2 separate regions of the Homo sapiens genome follow, and region 2 is linked to region 1. Evidence: chromatin contacts called from ENCODE Hi-C or POLR2A ChIA-PET data. All regions are on one chromosome and are shown on one strand. Each heading gives the region's core, a stretch centred on a gene start or an enhancer-like site at or near the end of the contact. The rest is flanking DNA. Distances are from core to core; before and after follow the strand shown.

Evidence for each region. A loop is a pair of places that touch in the nucleus more often than their neighbours do. ChIA-PET counts read pairs that join two places held with the same protein, here RNA polymerase II (POLR2A). Pooled maps may share reads with other maps.
Region 2: a map of ovary shows a loop between it and region 1 (5-fold over the local background). The contact joins two enhancer-like sites. A Hi-C loop is called at or near these places in 5 of 168 maps with a recorded cell type or tissue (CD4-positive, alpha-beta T cell, CD4-positive, alpha-beta memory T cell, CD8-positive, alpha-beta T cell and 2 more), 1 of 37 single-sample maps with no recorded cell type and 6 of 50 pooled maps. POLR2A ChIA-PET finds 5 or more read pairs at or near these places in 19 of 52 experiments (AG04449, CD4-positive, alpha-beta T cell, CD4-positive, alpha-beta memory T cell and 14 more).

Annotation. Positions count from the first base shown.
Region 1 is chr6:36,491,727-36,497,123 of GRCh38, reverse strand. STK38 (serine/threonine kinase 38) reads left to right here. Exons shown (of 14, transcript NM_007271.4): 13 at 319-413; 14 at 1,210-3,232. The coding sequence ends at 1,340. It also overlaps the pseudogene LOC124901558. Among named protein-coding and RNA genes, the nearest start is that of KCTD20, 51 kb to the right of the region's middle. Within about 2 kb of position 3,108, at least 2 of the 41 ENCODE cell types and tissues checked have a DNase peak (open chromatin) inside an H3K27ac peak, as active enhancers do.
Region 2 is chr6:36,537,765-36,543,161 of GRCh38, reverse strand. It overlaps STK38 (serine/threonine kinase 38), which reads left to right. Exons shown (of 14, transcript NM_007271.4): 2 at 2,955-3,090. The coding sequence starts at 2,960. Among named protein-coding and RNA genes, the nearest start is that of STK38, 7.0 kb to the left of the region's middle. Within about 2 kb of position 3,006, at least 3 of the 41 ENCODE cell types and tissues checked have a DNase peak (open chromatin) inside an H3K27ac peak, as active enhancers do.

The DNA of each region.
Region 1 (5,397 bases), core at 1,859-4,358:
ATTTAGAGGTTCAGTTTCCCTTTTTAGTAGACAGGCCAGGCCATGGGGGGAGTTGCACTAACTTCACGTTTTAGTTATTCTTATCTTTCTTTCTAGCTATGAATGATTGAGTTATTTTTTTAAAATCATAATTTACTTTGGGTACAGTCAGTTGGCTTGGTTGGTCAGTGTTTATAAGTTTTTCAGAGAAAATAAATGCTGCCTGCCAGTGAAGAGTCTTCTCATGTCAGACCAGGGGTCTTTTTTGGAGAAAGACTTGATTGGTATGATCCATTTGATTACTAACTTAGTAATTTTTGGCATGTGTATTCTTGGCAGAGAGAGACCTGCTGCAATATCTATTGAAATCAAAAGCATTGATGATACCTCAAACTTCGATGAGTTTCCAGAATCTGATATTCTTAAGCCAACAGGTAACACCACCAGCATTGTCTCCTGCTGCCTTATAAGCACATTATTTACCCCCAATTTTGGGATGATGTTTACAAATCAGGGTAGTGAACATGGAGAGGAATTTCATTTCTTCAGGTTCTTTGTAAGTACTTTTCTAATTCTAATGCTGGGTAGTGGTGAAACCTTGGTGAATGGAAAATGAGTATCAGCTCCCATGTTTAGACTGCTCAACTGGGTGAGTAAGTCACAAAAATCTGTTCTTTTGTTATTTACTAAGTGTTAGGTAATCTGAAATGACAGGAATGGGAAAATAAAACATTAAAAAATTTGTGAAGAAATATGAGATTTAAAGAACATGAGCAAGAAAATGTGGAAAATTCATAGAGTGAGGCCAGGCGCGGTGGCTCATGCCTGAAACCCCAGCACTTTGGGAGGCCGAGGTGGGCAGATCACAAGGTCAAGAGATCGAGACCATCCTGGCCAACATGGTGAAACTCCATCTCTACTAAAAATACAAAAATCAGCTGGGTATGGTGGCACACGCCTGTAGTCCCAGCTACTGGGGAGGCTGAGGCAGAAGGATTGTTTGAACCCGGGAGGCAAGGTTGCAGTGAGCTGAGATGACGCCACTGCACTCCAGCCTGGCGACAGAGCAAGACTCTGTCTCAAAAAAAAAAAAAAAAAAAATTCATAGAGTGAAAAATAAGCTTTCCCAAATAGAAACTGGTGTGTTCTTCATAGTCCTGTCTTCAGCACCGTGAGCAGTCCATTGGAGGCAAGGCAGTGAATCAACTCTCACATCTATTTCTTTCCCAGTGGCCACAAGTAATCATCCTGAGACTGACTACAAGAACAAAGACTGGGTCTTCATCAATTACACGTACAAGCGCTTTGAGGGCCTGACTGCAAGGGGGGCAATACCTTCCTACATGAAAGCAGCAAAATAGTACTCTTGCCACGGAATCCTATGTGGAGCAGAGTTCTTTGTATAACATCATGCTTTTCCTCTCACACTCTTGAAGAGCTTCCAAGAAGTTGATGGAACCCACCAATATGTCATAGTAAAGTCTCCTGAAATGTGGTAGTAAGAGGATTTTCTTCCATAATGCATCTGAAAAACTGTAAACAAAGACAACCATTTCTACTACGTCGGCCATAAACAGCTATCCTGCTTTGGAAGAGAAGCATCATGAGCCAATTTGATAGGTGTTTTAAAAATAACTTGAGTTTTCCTAAGTTCATCAGAATGAAGGGGAAAAACAGCCATCATCCAACATTATTGAGATTGTCGTGTATAGTCATCGAATATCAGCCAGTTCCTGTAATTTTGTGACACGCTCTCTGCCAAGCCCACCAAGTATTTCCTTTATAGCTAAAAGTTCCATAGTACTAAGGAAATAAAGCAATAAAGACAGTCTCAGCAGCCAGGATTCTGGCTGAAGGAAATGATCCGCCACCCTGAGGGTGGTGATGGTAGTTTCTACCCATACCTCAGCCTCAGGCGAGTGGCTTATAGCCTCCATTCATGGTGCACTTTATTTATGGTACTAAGATAAAGACTGTCAATCCATTGATTTATCTCCTCCTGTCCCCCATCTAAAATACCCATGCTGCTTTTCTGAGTGTTGATGGGGGTTACCAGCTTGATCCACTGTTGCTCTTAGAAGGCCCAGAAAGTCTTTGGGCATTGCCAAGAAATCCCGGATTATGTGGAAAACCCTCACTTTCTCTTCACGGCTGTACCAGAAAATCCCTAAGACAGATCTTGCCGTGGACTAGCAATACCTGCAAGTGCTGCCAATGGGAACTCAATTTATTCCTGGGAACCTAACGAGGAGAGCCCAGGCCTAGGCAGGAGGCCTGGAACCCTCTTGGCTAAGGTGCTGTTCCTGTTCCTGCAAGGTCTCCAGAACCCCTTTGGAAATGGTGAAGGAACCAGCCCAATAGAAGTACAGAGCCAGCTGACAAGTCCTTGTAAAGCTCACTCCTCAGTCCTTGGCACAGCCATGTTTTGTCTTCTCTCTTGGTATTTCTTCTCTCCCAACTTTAGCCATTTTGCCTTGGAATCATGATTACAATTTTTTCCTTTGCAGATGCCTTCCTGGGGGATACTCCTCCCCACCCTAAAGGGTCGCCTGCAACTTAGGCGGATTGGGTCTCTCTGCTGTGGCGTTCTCTCTTGAGAGACCCTCTGAATTTTAGCACAAAGTGCCTTCTGTTTCACAGCTGCCACCACCTTTAGAGGAATTTCGTCAGAAAAATGTGGAGGCTCCATATTAATGCATTATTTTTTAAAAAGTTTTGATAACTCTTAAAGCATCATTTGCACCTATGTGGGAACTTTGCCTGTTGCAAAGTATTGTGGCCGAGCTGCAGCTGGGAGCCTGCTTTCTGCCAGTCTTGAGGTTCTGAAGATCAGCTTTGAAAGGAAAGTATGTCCTAGCTTAGCCATTCAGAAGAGAAAAATGGAATATCAGAGTTACAGTTGTCAGTGAAACTACTTTGGATTTTAACCTCTTAGAGGAAGAAAAAAGGTTAGGGAAGTGTCAACTCTGGATGAAGGTGATGTGTTTGCCTCTCAGTCTTTCATTCATAGCCTGCTAGTGAAAAGGAAGTAAATGAGATTCTTTTGTGTGACTTTGTAGTCTCTTTGTATTACCAAATAGTTGGGGTGTTGACTCCTGTGTGTTTTGCAAGAATGTGTGGTAAGCCTGGGTAAAGAGAAGGAACTGCGGTGTTGGGAGAGTCTTTGTGTTGGGGAGTGGCAGGGGATGATTTGTTTCAGGGGAAAATGCCCACATTTTAACTTTTAAACTTCTGAATAAACTGTGTAAAAACAGTAGTGGAAATACGTGGTGTGATTTATTAAACTGATAAGAACAGATACTGCATTTGATCTTAGCAAAAAGGCTGAGAGGGGATTGTGATGTGATTTAAAGCAGATAGTGGCATATAACTTAGAGGCAGAGTGCTGATGGCTGCTTTTAACCCCTTTGTCCACAAACCATTACAACGCCTAATTTCGAGTGTTAATTTCAAAACTGTATCACCATCTTCATGCAAAGTGCTTTTCCATCTCAGGGAAGCTGGGACTGACTTTTGTTCTTAGGGAGCTAGTCTCCTGAATCACTGTCCATATGAAGAGACTTCTCTTGCCCCGACTGCATGTGCTTCTTCCACCCACCTCAGTGTTGCAGGGCAGTGGGCCCTCCCCTCACAGTAAGGCCAAGGGCACACACATCCTGACAAAAGTGCTGTCATCTGGTGGACCTTTTGTACAGCCTTTTACAGCCCAGCCCCATTTTTTCGCAGCCTGCAGTCAACGAGGAATCTCATGAGCTCATAAGATGGAATTGTTGGCTGGGTGTGGTGTCTCACACCTGTAATCCTAGGACTTTGGGAGGCCGAGGCAGGGGGATCACAAGGTCAGGAAAGATTGAGACCATCCTGGCTAACATAGTGAAACCCCGTCTTTACTAAAAATACAAAAATTAGCTGGGCATGGTGGCACGAGCCTGTAGTCTCAGCTACTCAGCAGGCTGAGGCAGGAGAATCGCTTGAACCTGGGAGGCGGAGGTTGCAGTGAGCTGAGATCGTGTCATTGCACTCCAGCCTGGGTGATAGAGCGAGACTCCGTCTCAAAAAAAAAAAAAAAAAAAAAAAAGATGGAATTGTTCAGCCCTGTGTCCATCAGAGCAGGGTTCTGTCTCTGAGATGTTGTATGCTGGAGGAGTCCCATATGCCCCACTTGTTAGCCCCTTTCTGGGTAGGGAAAAGCACCTCAAGGAGTCCAGAAGGGAGGGGCAAAGACCAGCTAGAGTAGAAACTGCAGGCAGAGGAAGCTAAATGCAGCCAGAATGGGTAATGTCTTTCTAAGGCTTATGAATCCTAAGAAACATGTTGGGCAACACTGGCTCAGTGTCGATCCTGTTGACAGAAATTCTGTTTCCTACTCTCATTGGGGTAGTTAGAAAATTGCATACTAAAATGAAACCAAAATCATATCATTTGATGTCTCCCAGTTCAGGAATGCATCACAATTTTCTTTAGTACCTGTTTCTTTGTAGTTGGCTTGGTTGATTGGCATTTATTTAGTACTCCTCTCCCCTGCATCTAAATTACCCAGGCTGCTTTTCTGACTGTTGATGGGTGGATACCAGCTTGATCCATTGTTGCTCTTAGAATTACTTTCAAAGGGCTGGGCATGATGGCTCACGCTTTAATCCCAGCACTTTGGGAGGCTGAAGTGAGTGGATCGCTTGAGCCCAGTTAGTTCAAGACCAACCTGGGCAACATGGCGAAACCCTGCCTCTACCAAAAATACAAAAAATTAGCATGGTGGCACGTGTCTGTAGTCCCAGATGCTCGGGAGTCTGAGGTGGGAGAATCACTTGAGCCTGGGAGGTGGAGGTGGCAATGAGCCAAGATTGTGCCACTGCACTCCAGCCTGGGTAACAGAGTGAGACTCTGTCTCCAAAAAGAAAAAAAAAAAAAAGTCAAAACTAAGATTCACATGAGTTCCTTCAGGATTAATACTCAGGTTCTGCAAAACAGATTGCCAATTTGAAAACTCATCTGTACAGCCTAGTAAGAGTCCCCCTCTGCCATCAGTTGGTAATGCTCTTTGTCAGAATTATTTCCTTGGAACTTTTTTAGATCGCCTTGTCCTGGTTCTCCTGGGCTTCTGTGTAACCCAAGTGGTGTTTTTAATTGAATTCAGAAGGATTCAGTGAATGATATTTTCATTTCCTACAGAGCATATTTCTCTGGAATGATCCATCAAAGCCAACACTGACAAAAACGGCCTTCGTGATGCTTTTTCACGCACATTTTCAGAGAAAAAACACCTTGCCCAAGCAACATTCAAGCTCAGTTCCAGGCAGTCTGGTGAGGCAACAGGTTGCTCACCGTGGTTCTGAATTGCAGATCAGTTTGAGAGAATTCCCAACAACAAGTGGCTTAATGGAATGTAGCATCACCTTATTTACATTAGTGTTGATGTGA
Region 2 (5,397 bases), core at 1,757-4,256, 46 kb before region 1:
ACCTGGGAGGCGGAGCTTGGAGTGAGCCGAGATCGCGCCACTGCACTCCAGCCTGGGCGACAGAGCGAGACTTCGTCTCAAAAAAAAAAAAATTGAGCGCTATTGCCAATGCTGGAGCAAGTCAATGTTAGTGAACAATTTGGCCAAGTGTGATAATACAGGTTAGCTGAAATATCTGGAGGAAAACAAGATTTTATTTTATTTATTTATTTTTTTTGAGACGGAATCTTGCTCTGTCACCCAGGTGGAGTGCAGTGGCATGATCTCGGCTCACTGCAACCTCTGCCTCCCGGGTTCAAGCGATTCTCCTGTCTCAGCCTCCCGAGTAGCTGGGATTATAGGCGCCTGCCACCACGCACAGCTAATTTTTGTGTTTTTAGTAGAGACGGGGTTTCACTCTGTTGGTCAGGCTAGTCTCCCAACTCCTGACCTCAGATGATTCGCCTGCCTTGGCCTCCCAAAGTGCTGGGATTACAGGCGTGAGCCACCGCGCTCAGCCGATTTTATTATTTATTTTTGAGACTGAGTCTCGCTGTGTAGCCCAGTCTGGAGTGCAGTGGCGCTATCTCGGCTCACTGCAACCTCTGCTTCCCAATTCAAGCAATTCTGCCTCAGCCTTTGGAGTAGCTAGGACTACTGGTGTGTGCCACACTCCTGGTTGAAAACAATATTTTAAATTTAGGAAAAAAATATTCTATAACTTATCTAAACACATTGGTGGTGTTTTTTTCTTGTGTAAAATGAGGAAATTAAGATCTCTTGTTTTTAAGGTATTGCTGCTTCTACCACTAGAATCGTGATTCAGGTTTTTTGTCATATTGTTCCCTTTATTTTAAGACTTAAAACTTTATTTTAACTTGTAAATTCAAATAAACGGCAAACATTTATCAAATACCTTAAGGCTGTGTCAGAGCATATATGTATCAGATTACCATTTTTAATCATAGATTTTTCTTTTAACTGTGGATAAACTTAAAAAGTTATTGGTAACAGTATATGCTTATGGAAGAAAATATAGAAAAACATGGGCTGGGTGCAGTGGCTCATGCCTGCAATCCCAGCACTTTGGGAGGCCAAGTTGGGTGGATCACTTGAGGTCAAGAGTTTGAGACCAGCCTGACCAGTGTGGTGAAACCCCGTCTCTACTGAAAATACAAAAAAAAAAATTAGCTGGGCACAGTGGCTGGTGCCTGTCATCTTAACTACTTGGGAGGCTGAGACACGAGAATCGCTTGAACCTGGGAGGCAGAGGTTCCAGTGAGCTGAGATTGAATCATTGTACTCCAGCATGGGCGACAGAGTGAGACTCCATCTCAAAAAAAAAAAAAAAGAAAAAGAAAAACATGGAAAAAGCACAAGCAAGAATAACATTTTCTATTCCCACTACCTACAGGTAAGCCACTAATAACATTTTGATGATATGTTTCTAATAATTATGTGCATATACAGTAAACACATAAAGAAAATTGAGATCGTGATATACATTCTGCTTTGTAATGTGTTCTGTTGACTTAGAGTGGAAACATTTCCTCTGACATTAACTATTTGGACATATTTTAATTGTCTGCACATTATTTTATTGAAGGGCTTTTTCATACTGAATTAATTCTATTGTGTATATTCAAGTTATCCCTAATTTCCCTTTGTGATTACAATGCTGCATTGCACCTCCTTGTGATGAATTTTTATGGGTCTTTGATTTCTTCAAGGTAGATTTTTAGATGGCAAAGAATTGTACTGTATGCATACTGTATATTTTTTTTTAGGTCTCACTATGTTGTCCAGGCTAGTCTTAAACTTGGGGACTCAAGCAGACCTCTGTCTTGGCCTCCCAGGAAGCCAGGATTACAGGCGTGTGGTTTACTATATATTCTTAATTTATCTATATGGTATTGTGATCTTGTTCTCTTTTTAAAAATGCAATATGCACTTGCACTAATATGTTTTAAAGATATATTTGTGGGCTGGGCACGGTGGCTCACGCCTGTTATCCTCAGCACTTTGGGAGGCTGAGATGGGCGGATCATGAGGTCAGGAGTTTTGAGACCATCCTGGTTAACATGGTGAAATCCCGTCTCTACTAAAAATACAAAAAATTAGCCCGGTGTATTGGTGGGCGCCTGTAGTCCCAGCTGCTTGGGAGGCTGAGGCAGGAGAATGGCGTGAACCTGGGAGGTGTAGGTTGCAATGAGCGGAGATCGCGCCACTGCACTCCAGCCTGGGCGACAGAGCGAGACTCCTTCTCAAAAACAAACAAATAAATAAATAAATAAAGATATATTTGTGTGGGCCAGGCGCGGTGGCTCACAGTTGTAATCCCAGCACTTTGGGAGGCCGAGGTGGCCCCGTCTCTACTAAAAATACAAAATTAGCCAGGTGTGGTGGCGCATGCCTGTAATCCCAGCTACTCGGGAAACTGAGGTGGGAGAATCGATTGAACCTGGAAGGTGGAGGTTGCGGTGAGCCAAGATCATCCTGTCGCACTCCAGCCTGGGCAACAAGAGCGAAACTCCATCTCAAAAAGAAAAAAAAAGATATATTTGTGTGACTTACAGGTACAGGTAAAGTTGCTTCTGGTTTTCTGGTTGTTGCATGGTATTTCCTATGCAGCCACAGCTCTTTATTTTCTTACTTAAGTGCCTCCAACTTCCCATAACACAAATTAAGGCATGATGAACATCCTCTCTGTGCTGAACATCCTGTGTATGTCACTTTAGAAGCCTGTGTGACGGTTTCTTTAGTCTTTATACCTAGGGGTGGGATTTCTGGGTCATAGGACAGTAATTTATATTTATTTTCACTAAGTATTCTCTTTCTCTGGCTTTTGTTACATATTACCTGTTTGTCCTCCAGAAAACTTGCACCAATTTACATTCCTACCAATAGGGTAGGAGAGTGCACACTGGGTGGATTCTAACTCCAAATCTAACACCTCTTCTTTTCTTTGTTTCTAGCAGCCATGGCAATGACAGGCTCAACACCTTGCTCATCCATGAGTAACCACACAAAGGAAAGGGTGACAATGACCAAAGTGACACTGGAGAATTTTTATAGCAACCTTATCGCTCAACATGAAGAACGAGAAATGAGGTAAAGAATTTTGTTTGAAAAAATTGTGTCATGGTTGTGGCATTCCTTTCTCGTATTGTAAAACACTTATAATGCTGAAAGGAGACAAGAATAGTAGCAGCCTTATTATAGACTATCATAATGGAATGACAGTGAAAGGGCTTTTCAAAGTCCCTGCCATTAACCCACTTATGCCTACAAGTCAATAACACAAACTTCTATTGAAATCCAAGAAAAAAAATGATACTTGGGAGGTTGAGTTGGGAGGATTGCTTTAGCCCAGGAATTTGAGGCCAGCCTGAGCAACACTGAGACTCTGTATCTTAAAAAAAAAAAAAAAAAAAAAATTAGGCCCAATCCAAGGAGTTGATTGTTAAGGCAGAGTGGTATAATGGAATAGCAGCCCTTTTGGAGTCAGACTTGGGTTTAGAGTCCTGCCAGTTTCATTGAATAGCTGTATGAAGCTCTAATAAGTTCCTTAGTCTTTCTGTGAATTGGTTCCCTCATCAGGAAAATGGGGATAATACTACTTGCCTTGCAGGATTGTGTTGGGGATTAGATATAACATATGTGAGTATGTACCATAGTGTTTCACACATAGTAGTCACTTAGTTAATGGTGGTAGTATCAGCTATTGTTATTACTGATCTGGTGTATACTGTCCACTTAGTAACTCATAATTTATTTATTGGTTTTTTTTTTTTTTTGAGATCGAATCTCACTCTGTTGCCCAGGCTGGAGTGCAATGGCATGATCTCAGCTCACTGCAGCCTCTGCCTCCTGGGTTCAAGCGGTTCTCGTGCCTCAGCCTCCTCAGTAGCTGGGACTACAGGTGTGAGCCACCACGCCTGGCTAATTTTTGTATTTTTAGCAGAGACGGGGTTTCACCATGTTGGCCAGGCTGGTCTTGAACTCCTGACCTCAGGCATTCCACCTGCCTCGGCCTCCCATAGTGCTGGGATTACAGGCATGAGCCACTGCTTGGCTGTAACTCATAATTAAAAAAAAATTTTTCCCAATATTTTACTATGAAAGTATTCAGAAGTACAGAAAACTTGTAATAAACAGTGAATATATACATATATATCATCTAGAGTCTATAATGGTTATTTATTATATTTGTTTAACTGCATATCCATCTATCCATTCTTGTATCTGTCATTAATCCATCTTAATTTCCTTTTTTTTTTTTTTTTTTTTTGAGACAGAGTCTTGTTCTGTCACCCAGGCTGGAGTGTAGTGGCGTGGTCTTGGCTCACTGCATCATCTGCCTCCTGGGTTCAAGTGATTCTCCTGCCTCAGCCTCCCGAGTAGCTGGGATTACAGGCATGCGCCACCACGCCCAGCTAATTTTTGTATTTTTAGTAGAGACAGGGTTTCACTGTGTTGGCCAGGATGGTCTTGATCTCTTGACCTCTTGGCCTCCCAAAGTGCTGGGGTTATAGGCGTGAGCCACTGTGCCCGGCCAATCCATCTTAATTTTTTGCCTCACTTCAAGGTATGTTGTAGACATCAGTATACTTCTGAATATTTCTGCTTATATAACATTAACTAGAATTCAGTATTTATACTTTTTGGGGAAGGGTGTAAAATTTATATACAATGGAATGCACAAGTTCAAGGGTACCATTTTATGAGTTTTGACAATTGCATACACTTGTATAACTTAAACCTTTATCAAAACAGAACATTACGTCTCCCAGAAAAAGTTTTCATGCCTCTTGGTTCTTCAACCTTAGACAAAGACAACCACTGTTGTGATTTTTTTTTTTTCTTTTTTTCTTTTTTTGAGACGGAGTCTCACTCTGTTGCCCAGGCTGGAGTGCAGTGGCGTGATCTCGGCTCACTGTAAGCTCCGCCTCCCAGGTTCACGCCATTCTCCCACCTTAGCCTCCCGAGTAGCTGGGACTACAGGCGCTTGCCACCAAGCCCGGCTAATTTTGTTTTTGTATTTTTAGTAGAGACGGGGTTTCACTGTATTAGCCAGGATGGTCTCAGTCTCCTGACCTCGTGATCCACCTGCCACAGCCTCTTGAAGTGCTGGGATTACAGGCGTGAGCCACCGTGCCTGGTTGTGATTTTGTTTCTATCATAGTTTTGCCTATTTCATACAAGTGGAACACATAAATGGAAACATGTAGTATGTACTCATTTGAGCAAGGCATCTTTCATTTAGCATATTTTTTTTTTTGTCGAGACGGGGTGTTGTTTTGTTGCCCAGGCTGGTGTGCAGTGGCACTATCATAGCTTACTGCATCCTTGACCTCCCAGGCTCAAGCGATCCTCCTGCCTCAGCCTCCCAAGTAGCTGGGACTACAGGTGCATGCC